3 separate regions of the Mus musculus genome follow, and all the other regions are linked to region 3. The links are chromatin loops, found by intact Hi-C in ENCODE. Cell type or tissue: left cerebral cortex. All regions are shown on one strand. Links, peaks and the distances in the headings refer to the core of each region. The heading gives the core; the rest is flanking DNA.

Region 1 (4,073 bases), core at 719-3,218, 87 kb before region 3:
GGGTCACCACTTCCTCAGGCTGCCACTGAATGTGAGAAAAGGGGAGAAAGAGAAACACAAGCTTGAGATTGCTGGTGATGATGACAGGAGGCTACGCTGAGGGGTCCATGGGGCAGGTTTATCTTAGGGATGGAGTCAAAGGCTGTGAAGGGACTTTACCCATCAATTACCCATTGCCAGGAGCAGCAAGAGCCAGGTTCCTCACCATTTCTCCATTTCCTCCCCCAAACTCCTTCCCCACTTCTCTCCCTGAAGGCTCTGTTACTTTGATTCCCACTAACAAACATTTGCAGAGCATCTGTGATGTGCCAGACAGACCCCCAAGACAAAAAAGTAACTTAGGAGCCAGCTGATGGTTCAACAAGTAAGAGTGCATGCCACCAAGCCTGCTGACTTGAGTTCAGTCTCTGGGGCCAACAGGAATGAGAGAACTGAGTCACTCAAATGCTGGCATACACAGACAAACAAACAAGTAAATGTGATTTTGTGTGTGTGTGTGTGTGTGTGTGTGTGTGTGTGTGTGTGTGTGTGTGTGTTTGTGTGTGTGCGTGCGCGCGTGTGCAACTATGGTAGGAACCATTCCTAACATCATCTATTCTTCCTGGCTGGTCTAGCATTCTTAAAAGGCAAAGAAAATGAAGGTTGCCCTGTGTCACCTACTTACGACACTGTACTAATGGACTCGAGGATCCTGAAGATGCACACTGAGGTTCCCTGTGCCACTGCTATGTCATATATTTGACAACCACACTGGCTATCCCTGTTCCTCATTAGCTGCCCCAGTGCAACACCGACGCTATGCCAAAAGACAGATGGTGCCCACTGTGTTGCCTGATCTTCCAAGGCCGAAGAAGTATCCTTAGCTCCATTTCATATTTTGAAAATGAGAAGCCTAAATAGGTTAGCCTAGTTGCCTTGGATAAGGAATGGACCCAGGCCTTCCTTGAACTCAGGTCCACCTGCTTCAAGCACCATGATGGTGTAAAATAATTATGCGCCAGGCAAAAGGAATTTTGATGCCCTACTTTGAATAACAATCATGTAGTTGTCATAAGAGTAATGTTATGAGGACATAGACAGTCAGCTGATCCTAAGACCCCAGATTAGTTACCCTCAAAGGTAATTAATGTCCTGTTAAATGACAGTGAACTGGCCCTCCCTTGGGCTTTCAATGATGCCAGAAAACTCAGCCAGTCACGTGATGAAGCACATGATCAGCCAACAAGACTTGCTCCTGGTGAGCCCAAGTGAGATCTGGGTTGGGTACAGGAGCCTGTTGGTCACCCTGTCCCTGGATGGGTTTCTAGGTCTCTTCCAGGTTCCCTAGGTCCTACCTACATCTTAGTTATGAAGGGATGGCCTTGCCCCTGAGTTCTGTGAGATTTACGCCTGGTTCTACCGCACACAGGACCACAAGGGTGTGTGTCATCGAGCCATCCCAGGCAGAGCCACTGCAGCTGGGTCCTACCTTACCTTGACACGGTTGGTGGCTTCGTTGTAGCTTCCTCTTCTCAGGACAATCAACTCTGCGTGCTCATCCGTCTTGCTGGCTCGCTTTTCCGCAAAGGCCAGCAGGGTCTTCTGCTTCTTCAGGTAGAGCAGAGCAGGGATTCTGTAAGCATGGACGCCTGTGCGGAACAGTGTCTCCTTCTGCAGGACAGGGCAGGTCGCCATGGGCCTGAGATCTGGGCAGGAAGAGAACACACATCATACCTGTGCCAAGGGCCAGAATCATCCAATTCAGGTGGCACTCATCTGACTGGCAAATGGAGTCCTGTCTGGGTGGCCTGTCCTAGAAAAAGTTCTGTGTCCTTTCCCATATCCCAAGACCCCATTCGCCAGTTCTGCTATAGTGTACTGGCAGTGCTCTATCCAAGAATCGAAAAGTGTGTTTTGTATTCGACTCCTGCTATAACCGTTCCCCTCACAACAGATTTGTGACAACCTTCATCTGCTAGCCCTGGGTAGAGTAGAAGAGCTTGCTGAGTGGCTCTCTGCAGCTATCCGACTGCCAGGGGATGACTCATGGGAGAGCCTTTTTATAACTCCAGAGCCCTAGAAAGCTGTTCCAAAGAGAAAGAAAATACCTCCATTCCCCAAGCTCCACTCCCTCAGCTGCCTGAGGCTGATAAACCAGCTGCCCTCGCTGTGTGGGTGCCACCCTGAGGCAGGTAGGGGGTAGCTGTGCAATTGGAGAGATAGGATCTGCCTACTAATGGGGTTGTGGAGTGGGGGTGGGGAGCCCTAGAGGTGTGAGAAAATGAACAACAATGTAAGTATTTTCAGAAAAGAACAGGGAAGGCAGGGGATAACTTGGCGACTGTGGTTGACAAAAAGAAGGGTTGACAGAGCTAACTTCTTAAGCCAGAATAACCACCCTTGGCCGAGCCCTTGCCAAGGTTATCCTCAACAAAGGCTATATTTGATGATCTATCTACCCAGAACATAAGGACAGATGGACCCCATGTTCTGGCTTGAAGTGAGACCCTCAGGGTATGTTGAGGCAACTCTGAGACTGAATCTCAGCACCTTCTATTTCCTGCCCCATCACTCTTCTCTCTGTGCACTGGCTGCCTTCCCTCCTGCTAAGAGTAATGACTTTAGAAACCTCCATTAAACCCTGCCAAGGGAGCCACAACTTCCAAGTCTTCCCCATGCCTTAATCTCTCGGGAGGAGAAATGAAAAGAGAGGAATCAGAAAGCAGGAGACATGGTAGAAAACTACATTTTCCTACCATGTAATATATTATCATTTAAACCGTGTTTTTAACTGTTTTTGACAGGTGTAGTCTACCATGCTATTGTTCAAGTCTGATGAACGTTACTGGGACAATGCAGCAGAATAAAATGTAGAAGGGCAGATGCCAGCTCAGTGGGTGGAGATAAGTCTTTGCTTTAAAATGGAGACTTGAAGTGTTGGTGGCTCATGGTTGCAGTTCAGCACGAGAAAAGCTGAGGCAGGAAGAGAGTTTGGAATTCGAAGCCAGCCTGGGCTACATTGAGACAGTCTCAAAAGGCAGAAAATGAAAGATTAAACAAAACAAAGTTGTCTTAGTCAGGGTTTCTATTCCTGCACAAACATCATGACCAAGAAGCAAGTTGAGGAGGAAAGGGTTTATTCGGCTTAAACTTCCACATTGCTGGTCATCATCAAGGAAGTCAGGACTGGAACTCAAGCAGGTCAGGAAGCAGGAGCTGATAGCTGATGCAGAAGCCATGGAGGGATGCTCCTTACTGGCTTGCCTTCCCTGGCTTGTTCAGTCTACTCTCTTATAGAACCAAGACTACCAGCCCAGAGATGGTCCCACCCACAAGGGGCCCTTGATCACTAATTGAGAAAATGCCCCACAGCTGGATCTCATGGAGGCATTTCCCCAACTGAAGCTCCTTTCTCTGTGATAACTCCAGCTTGTGTCAAGTTGACACAAAATTAGCCAGTACAAAAGTCTATGCCTGCAAACTGTAATCTCGCTTGCTCCATGGCCATGACTGCCATAACTTTTAATAAGAAAGAATTGGATACAATTAGAAGCAGAAAAATAAGGAGAAAGACGCCATTTCGGTGTCTTAGAAACTTGATCAAGTGCCGAACAGCTGGTCCTTAATGAAAATTCTTCAGTAGCCATCTAATCAGATTTAAATGTTGATTTTAGGACGTCCCCAAAGCCAAGCTGTTCTCCATTCCAATGAGTTGGCTTTAAGTATACAACGTGGGAGGTTAGCTAAGGACATCCACAAAGAAGCTTGAGACAGGGGAAAGGGGTCAAAGTTGTCATGAGGAGGAACCAGAAAAGGACTATGAGTTAGGTTCTTGGGGTCCAGAGGGGGAAAGGTGAGTTTAGAGCAACAGTACAGGTTGAGTACAAACCCCAAGACCAATAGACTTAACATGTCGATGTGACAAGAGCTCGTAGTTTAGAGAGAGAAGATGCAGTCTGGGAGAGGGATGAAGCCCCTGGCCAGAACTAGTGACTACCCCTTGTACATAGTCCATCCTACAGGGATGGACCACAGTCCATTTTCAAAAGGAATGTATAATATCTCACAATATGCAATTCCGCTCCTCACAGAGC
Region 2 (4,073 bases), core at 873-3,372, 95 kb before region 3:
TCGGAGGGTGACACCCCCCATTCCCACCTCTTCCTGCCACCCACATCCAATGAGCTTTATAATGTCTTAGGATTCACTTACTTCAGGTCCTGCCTCCATCTGTCCTTGTATCACTGCCCCAGGGCTATTTGGAGAGGCTCTTTCCTGGGCCATCTCCCTCACTGCTATCTCTTCCCATGTCTGCTAGGAGTGTCTTGTCTTTCTGATTGGACCCTTGTCTGCTTGGCTCTGTCCTGGGATAAAAGGACAGCTTCCTGCTCATCACACCAAGCTCCTCCTTGCCTCCCTCCCGTTTCCTGGCCTTGCCCTTCTGCTCTCCCACTCCCAAGCTCTCTCTCCATTCCAGGACCAAATCGGAACCCTGCATGCCTCCTCACTCCTGGACTTGGCACCTAGTCTTTGAGAGCCTGCTTCCAGAAACACACCGGGGAACAAACTTTGCACCTCTTAGAGCATGCTGGGACTTCTTGGGGCCTTCTTGTTATGTCCCATGATACTTAACAAAGGGCTAATCCTCCTCAGGCCCTTGTCCCGTTCCTCTGTGGCCAGGCTAGAAAAAGGCAGACTCGGGAACCTGACCTAGCCTCTCGTCAGCCTTTGCAGTCATGAGCAAGAGGCTTCATTCTCCTCTGTCTTCGTCTCTTCCTTGGTAAAGTGGGGTCATGACAGTGGCCACTGGCTGCAGGTTGTTAGGAGGATCAGATCCTGGACCTCCAAGGGCCTGAAAGCGGGCATGAGGCAGTTCTCAGTAGACTCTTCCTCCAGTACAGTGCAAAACATGTTAAGTCTGCAATATGTATGTGACTCGATTCAAGGAAAAGAAGGCCTGAGATGACAGTATATGAGAGTCCGGTTAAAACCACATTCAGAACGTCCCCAAAAGATCTAGAAGAAAGGCAAGTGCTTCTTGTCAGGGAGGAACACGGGACAGGTGGCAACAACTACCAGGGCATCTGACCCAGAGCTTGGGCCTAGGCTCTGACTGCCCCACCCACACCACCCAGAAACCCTGGCCAGATGAATAAAGTCAGGCTGGGTTATTAATACCAGAGCATTTAGGACTCTATGAGTCTGGGATTTTCTATGCTTGTTCACTTTGGATATTTTACCTAGATTATCCCCCACCAGGAAGATAATAGAGACTGTGATTTATGACTTCAACAACGAATGAATGATGGAAGCAATATGTCTAGAAACTTGGGCATTTGAAGGTTTAGGAAGCCGACAATTACATGACAATGTAGTTCTAAATCAGGAGTTGTGAATGTGTTTCAAGAGCTTTTGGAGGTTTATCTTGACTCAATAACACCTTACGAAGGAGTTGGTGATTTATAGAAACAATCCCCAATAAAGACCAAAATGTGTCCCCAAAGATGTTTCCTCCAGTGTTATTTATAGGGACAAGGAGGGGTGGCCGCAGCGTCTAGCAGAAAAGAGGGCAGCAGTCAAGTGACCCTGGCTGTGTCTGTTGGCTTATTACTTTCTGCAGACGAGCTTCTGGGAGGACATGTTCTGTGTGTCAAGCATGAAGAGAAAGCAGAGCAGGATTCTAGTTCAGTTTTAATATGTGCTGTAGTTTGGGAGGAAGGGGAGAAGTTATTAGGTTAAAGACCCTGAAGAAAACTGACCCTGTGGTCAGTTGAGTTTTGTTTTTCCTGGTTCTTTTAAATCTCCAAACATTTGGAACCTATTGCAGTATAAATATATATATATATATGGCATTTGGGAGAAGCAGCACCTTGCCAAAAGTACAGTCAGCATTCTCACCTCTCCTTTGAGCAGCACATTTGAATACTGGATCCTTCCCCCCACTTCCTCACTCATTGCGGGTGAGATGCGAAGGGGAGGCAGTTCGCTCCCAGATCTGCTTGGCTCTGAGAGTGTGGCCGCCTTCTTAGACTGTCAGTGAGGGAGAAGGAGTCCACACCTCAGTGCCTCATACTCTTGGGTCCAGGCATCTAGGCTGGGGACCCTGCAGATGGGGGCTGACTGCAGCAGCTGCTAGCTCCCCTTCCGGAGGATGGAGATGAGGGAAGGGCTCGGACAGAGCTCAGTGGAGAGATACTATGACCAAGGCAACTCATATTTTTTAAAAAAGCATTTGATTGAGGGCTTGCTTACAGTTTCAGAGGCTCAGTCCATGATCACCATGGTAGAAATATGGTGGCACTCAGGGTGTTGGAGCAGTAGTTGAGTGCTTTGTATCCTAATCTACAGGCAGGGAGGCAGGCACTCTGAGAGAGGCTGGGCCTGCTGTGGGCTTTTTGAAACCTCAATGCCCATCTCCACTGACACATCTCCTCCAACAAGGCCATGCCTCTTAATCCTTCCAAGAGTTTACCAACTGGAGACAGATCATGCAAATATATGAGCCTATGGGGACCATTACATTGAAACCACCATACCTCTCACCTACCTGCCAAAGGGGGAGTCAGACGGACATAATAGGTCTCAAGGTCTTGTCCCTCTCTAAAGAGCTAACATTTTTTACCTTGCTGCTATGGCTTTAGCTTTCAGAATCACTGTTTATAGAAGGCATGTGGATGGAGTTAGTACTGCTCACATGGGGAGGCAGAGTGTTCTTAATAGCATTGCTGTGTTGAGAAGACCACCTGATATCTTTCCTCACAGGGCCAGGTTGGGCAGCTTCAAAGCAACCACCTAGGAGATGTTGCAATTGGCTCTTCTCCTACACTTGTCATGGCGACTTCTTGACTTCAGGTTCTTTCTTACCCTACACCTCAATGGTTTCCGTGCAGAGGAAGGTCTCCACCAGGAAGGGACCTGGTGCAAGTGTCCAGACAGAAGATCTATTTAGAAGGCATGGCTTTTCATGACATAAGCTGGCATGAGAAGCTGGTCTCTGTGTGAGGAGAATCCAGGAGCAGAAACTCTTCATGATTGCATAAGTATGCACACATATCTGTACATGAACTGTATTTGCGTGTGTGACTGTATATGTATGATTCATTGTGCATGTTTGTGCATGCTTGAATGCTTGTATATTTGTATACCTATGTCTGCATGTGTGTATTCGTGTACCTGTGTGCATGACTATGCACACATACCTATATATGCAACATATGTGTTTCTCTGTGCATACCTATGCATTTATTTGTCTGTGAGTGCATCTGTGTAATTGCATGACTATATGTGCATGTATGTATGTGTATGTGTATGTGCATGTGGCTGCATGTGTGTGGCTTTGGAATGATTAAAACATTCAGGTGAGAAGGCAGAATCTGACCTAGCTAAGATACAACTCACCAAAATACGACTGGCAATCTTTTCATTTCCTGTCTATTCCACTGACTCAGGACTTCATATCAGCACAGGTCCCATGGTTTTTGCATACCTAGTAAACCTTTATAAGTAGCAAATTTCTTCCTTTGCAGTGCAGAAGGACAAAAGTCCGAAGTCAGTTCTCTGGGCTCATGTCCAGGTGTCAGAGCCAGGCTCCCCTGAGGCCTTAGGCAGAGACTCCCTTGCCTTTGCAACCCCACCACTACACACCCTGACTTTCTTAGTGCTGGCCATGTCCTCCATCTTCATAGGTGGTGTGCTGTCTTACTCTGAGGGCTGTACTGCTTTCTCCTCCATGGAATGGCCCTTTGCACATTTGTAGTCATATGTGAGTCCCACCTGGCTAATCTAAGATAACCTTCCAGTATCCAGATAAACTGAGTCTGCCAAGTCCCATTTGCCACATAAGGCAACACTGTCCACTTTGAAGGATTAGAAGTGGACCAGTATGGGTGCATCACTGGGGCCTACCTCCCCTCCCTCAAGCATCTCCTTTTCCCAGCACATGCTCCAGTTGACATAGCCCCTCCCCAGCTCAGTGGCTTAAGCAACATCAGAGAGTAATATTGCAGATGGTGTCTAAGACAGAGGGCTTCTCAGGCATAGCTACTCAGAATTGGTCAAGAGCTAGGACCATGCAGCCCCCAAACCTGGAGCTCTGGTCCTCATTGGTCTGTGCTAACACACTTGTGTTGGTTCCTGCTGCATTGCAACCTGGATGTCAGGTTAACAAAAAGATGTGGAAAGATGTTGAACAGTCTTGGGCTGCC
Region 3 (4,073 bases), core at 1,088-3,587:
AGCGCCGCCTGCGCCGTGGACCACGACAGCTCCACCTCGGAGAGCGACACGCGCGACTCGGCGGCGGGACACCTGCCGGGCAGGTGAGGACCCGCTGTATCCCGGCCCCCGCGCAATGTCCCCACGTACTCCCTCACACTCGCTCCCTAGGCGATGATCTCGGACCCCTGCGGCCTATCCGGGTCCTCGGCCCCCGGGCTCCTGCTGCCCCCCACTAACTCTAATCCGACGGACCTTCCCCCTGGGAGAGCCGTGCGTCCTGTTCCAGGTCACTAGCACCCAGTCCCAGCGTGGGATGGCCTCCTGCACCTTGTCCCTGGACGCCCAGAGTGTGCGCGTCCCGCCCTTCGCCCCTCTCTGCGCTCCCAGTCTCTGGAACTGGAGGACAGAGCCTCGAGTGGGGCCAGGGGGCACGGGACGGCTAAGGGAGTGGGGTGGCAGCGGGCTGGCAGGACCCGTTGGGGCGGCCTTCCGCGCTGTGCAGCGGCTAGGGTACGCCAACTTTCCGACGCCTGTCCGCGAGCTCGAAAAACATGAAGGTTTGGGCGGACTGGTGTAGGAGTGAATCACCCCGTCGCGCCCTGGTATGGTGACAAAAAGGGTTTGTCGGGCTCGCCCGGTCCGGACACGTGGCGGCCACTGTGGCCCCCCTTGGCTTGGAAGCTCTTAGGGGCAGTACCCTCCAGGCAGCAGCCGCTTGTGCTGACCGACAGTCGCCTCTTGCGATCTAGCCAAGGTGTGTCGTTGCTTAAAAATAAACAGCCGTCGCTCTCCTCCTTCTCTTGCAGCGAGTCATCCTCCACCCCTGGAAATGGAACCACACCCGAGGAGTGCCCAGCCCTCACCGACAGCCCCACCACTCTCACGGAGGCCCTGCAGATGATCCATCCCATTCCCGCCGACTCCTGGAGAAACCTCATTGAACAAATAGGTGGGTCCAGGGCAGGCAGCGACTCGTTTGGACCATGAGAGCCTGGTGGCTTCCAGGGGACCCTGGCTGCTGGGCTGACTGGCATGCGGCTTTTGACATGACTAGTTCTAATGGTTTCCTAGGCAGAACTGCCGAGTTTTATTAGTGCTGCACCACTGAGCTAATTTAGCTGGGATTGTGGTGTGTTTGTGAGACTGAGTCTCACACTGCAACCCTGGCTGGCCTGGAATTTACTCAGTAGCCCAGGCTAGCCTGGACCTCACCTCCTGCCTGAGAACTTGAGTTCCAGGGTTATGAGCTTGAGACTCTATGCTGGGCTTTAGCAGTGGGTATTGATCTTGATGTCTCTTGGAGAACACTCTTGGTCCAGCCCTTTCCTGTAGAAAACGTTGTTTCCAGAATGGAGTAGCTGGAGAGAGAGAATGAAGTCTTCCTTGACCTCAACAGGGAGGTCCTAGGAGGACCTGGAAGGTAGCCAAGGAATTAAAGCTGTACTGGGAAGCTCTGGGTAGAGCAAGGCTGGCCCTGAACACATGAGTAGAAGCAAAAGAGGCCCGAGTACATTCTGCGTCCCCCCTCCTGCCCCCTGCCCCCCACCCAGAAGACTCTTCCAAAAGGCTGCCAGGATGGTCCTAGGGAACGGCACTTAGCGGGTCCTGCTCCTCCAGAGCTGAGAGGAAGTTCTGTGAGCTGTTGGAGGTTTGAGGCATTTGTACTTCTAAACTGCTCCTGACATCAAACTGTTCCTCCTGTTATCCCCAGGGCCACCTGTGACCGGTTCTTGTTAATCCAGGAACGATGCTAGCTGCTTTGAAAATATTCTGGGATGTTCTCAAAGCCATCAGCAATCTATTCTTTTAAATACAAATTTTAGATTTTAAAAATATGACGCGTAATGATTATCTCCCACTGCCAAACCCTGTAAGGGACACAATGTCTCCAGAATTGAAGTGGAGCAGGCCCAACTGTAGGGAGACTTCTTAAGGAGGCTACTCTTTTGAGCTGGGAGCTTCCTACCCTGGCCCTGGGAGGAGAGAGCTGGAGGCTGGGAGATCCATCGCTGCCTGAGGGTAAACTGAACCCACTCTGGTTTCTGTCTCTGTGGTTCTCTAGCAGTCAGGCTGAGGATGCTGGGGGTGTAAGTGTGTCGTCGTTGTCTCTGGCACCTAACATGGTGCTTGGCATGTAGAAATTGCTTGTTAAATAATAACTGAGTAGCTTGCCCTTTACAAGTAGGCTTGGAAGATTTAAAGGAAACTGCTTTCTCTTTAGGAAGATAGATGCAGAACGGCTGGGTAGAGGGCGCTTTAGCTGGAGGAGCTGGGAACTCCCCTTCTAACAGAACAAGGCCGACCCAGTAAGGATCATTTCAGTAAGAGAACAAAGCCTCTCTACTCTGCCTTCATATCCCATAAGCAGGAGCTTAGACTGGGAACGTTAACATCCACGGGAAGGTGTGCTTACTGTTGGCACACATAGGAAACAACCATGAGACCTTGAACCTTGAGGACAGTAGTGGCACAAGATAAATCTATTTATATGAAAATTAGAATTTAAGACAAATAAAAATGAAAGATTATGAAAAAATGGTTAGACAGTTTTCATCATGGTAACCCCAGGATGGCAGGAGCTGGAGTATAGCTGGTGTCCTTTGAATGGTCTAACATGGCCACTGTTGAGTATTTGGCTGGAAGTAACAGTATGCAGAAACAACCGGTCTTCTGCAATGAGAGTGATCCATCCTGGTTAATCCTCAAGAGGTAGAAAGTTCAAGAGTTGGTTCTTTTCCCTACACAGTCACCCAGCTACATTTTCTTCATTCCCTTCCTTCTTTGGCTTTTGTGTTACAAGGTATCTGTTGTAGTTCCGGGCACCACATCTTCAAGCCAAGGTCTGTAATAGCAGGAAGGATAGTTTGCCTTCATGTGTCTACTGGAGATAGCTACTGTCTTAGTGTTCTATGGCTGGGAAGAGACACAATGACCATGGCAACCCTTAGAAAAGAAAACATTTAATTGGGGCTTCATTACTGGTTCAGAAGTGAGTCCATTATCGTCATGGCGGGGAGCATGGCAGCAGGTAGGCAGGCATGAGCCAAAGAAGTAGCAGAGAGCTACATCCTGATCCACAGGCAGGCAGGGAGAGATACTGAGCCTGGCATGGGCTTTTGAAATGTCAGAACCCACCCCCAGTGACACACTTTCTCCAATAAAGGCCACACCTCCTAATCCTTTCCAGTAGTTGACCAATTGGTAACCAAGCATTCAAATAGATGGGCCTCTGGGGGTCACTATTATTCAACTAACTACAGATTCCTTTTTTTTTTTTTTCTCTTTTCTTTTTTTTTTTAAGATTTTTTTTTTTTGTATGTGAGTACACTTTTGCTGTCTTCAGACACACCAGAAGAGAGCATCAGATCTCATTACAGATGGTTGTGAGCCACCCATGTGGTTGCTGGGAATTGAACTCAGGACCTCTGGAAGAGCAGTCAGTGCTCTTAATCACTGAGCCATCTCTCCAGCCCCTTCTTTCTTTCTCTCTTTCTTTCTTTCTTTCTTTCTTTCTTTCTTTCTTTCTTTCTTTCTTTCTTTCTTTCTTTCAAAGAAACCCTTAGATCTGTTCTGGGTCGGCCTTATCCTCTCTTTCTGTCTCCTTGGCTGGTATATTAATCCATACCTTGCATTGGATATCTTGGTATATTATGTATTGTGACAAAATACCTGAGGCTAAGAACTTTATATAGAAAAGAGGTTATTTACTGGACATTTTTAGGTGTAAGAGCAGACCATCCATTTCTGTTAGCTCTAGTGAGGTCCATGCCACACACAGGAAATGGTATCAAAGGCGACGACACCATGAGAGGGAAGCTAGAGAGGTCTAGGGCCAGACAGTTGATTTTAGAACAATCTCTTCTTGATCTAAAGCTCTGATGGAATGTTCAAGAGGAGAGGCCTGTGTTTGTTAATTACCTTCTCTGAGGCCCCTCTCCACCATTTGGCATGGAGACCAACCCAAAGAGCACATGAGCCTTTAGGGGGAAATGCTACACCCCAATCTTAACACTGGTAATGTATAAACAGTTAGATGGTTCCCCTCAGAGATCTGCTGCCAGCCAATAATCCCAGTGGATCTGTGTCTAGTG

What was found. Peaks named below come from ENCODE experiments on the same cell type or tissue, not always from the same donor. Only the 100,000 strongest peaks of a DNase experiment are listed, where the experiment ranks them.
Region 1: a loop joins it to region 3, with 3 times the contacts of the local background. A loop is called at or near these places in 5 of 42 quality-filtered maps.
Region 2: a loop joins it to region 3, with 4 times the contacts of the local background. A loop is called at or near these places in 5 of 42 quality-filtered maps.

Annotation. Positions count from the first base shown.
Region 1 is chr1:87,592,490-87,596,562 of GRCm38, reverse strand. It overlaps Neu2 (neuraminidase 2), which reads right to left. Exons shown (of 4, transcript NM_001160163.1): 3 at 1,474-1,685; 4 at 1-25. Among named protein-coding and RNA genes, the nearest start is that of Neu2, 20 kb to the right of the region's middle. In left cerebral cortex, for the core only: a CTCF peak has its summit at 2,185 (motif pointing left); DNase peaks (open chromatin) are centred at 2,065, 2,547 and 2,855; H3K27ac peaks cover 2,500 bases.
Region 2 is chr1:87,601,350-87,605,422 of GRCm38, reverse strand. No RefSeq gene overlaps it. Among named protein-coding and RNA genes, the nearest start is that of Inpp5d, 17 kb to the left of the region's middle. In left cerebral cortex, for the core only: no CTCF peak of the experiment used is centred there; DNase peaks (open chromatin) are centred at 1,426 and 1,830; H3K27ac peaks cover 1,791 bases.
Region 3 is chr1:87,506,103-87,510,175 of GRCm38, reverse strand. Ngef (neuronal guanine nucleotide exchange factor) reads left to right here. Exons shown (of 13, transcript NM_019867.2): 1 at 1-83; 2 at 789-931. Among named protein-coding and RNA genes, the nearest start is that of Ngef, 2.2 kb to the left of the region's middle. In left cerebral cortex, for the core only: a CTCF peak has its summit at 2,209; DNase peaks (open chromatin) are centred at 1,285, 1,713 and 2,122; H3K4me3 peaks cover 1,817 bases; H3K27ac peaks cover 2,104 bases.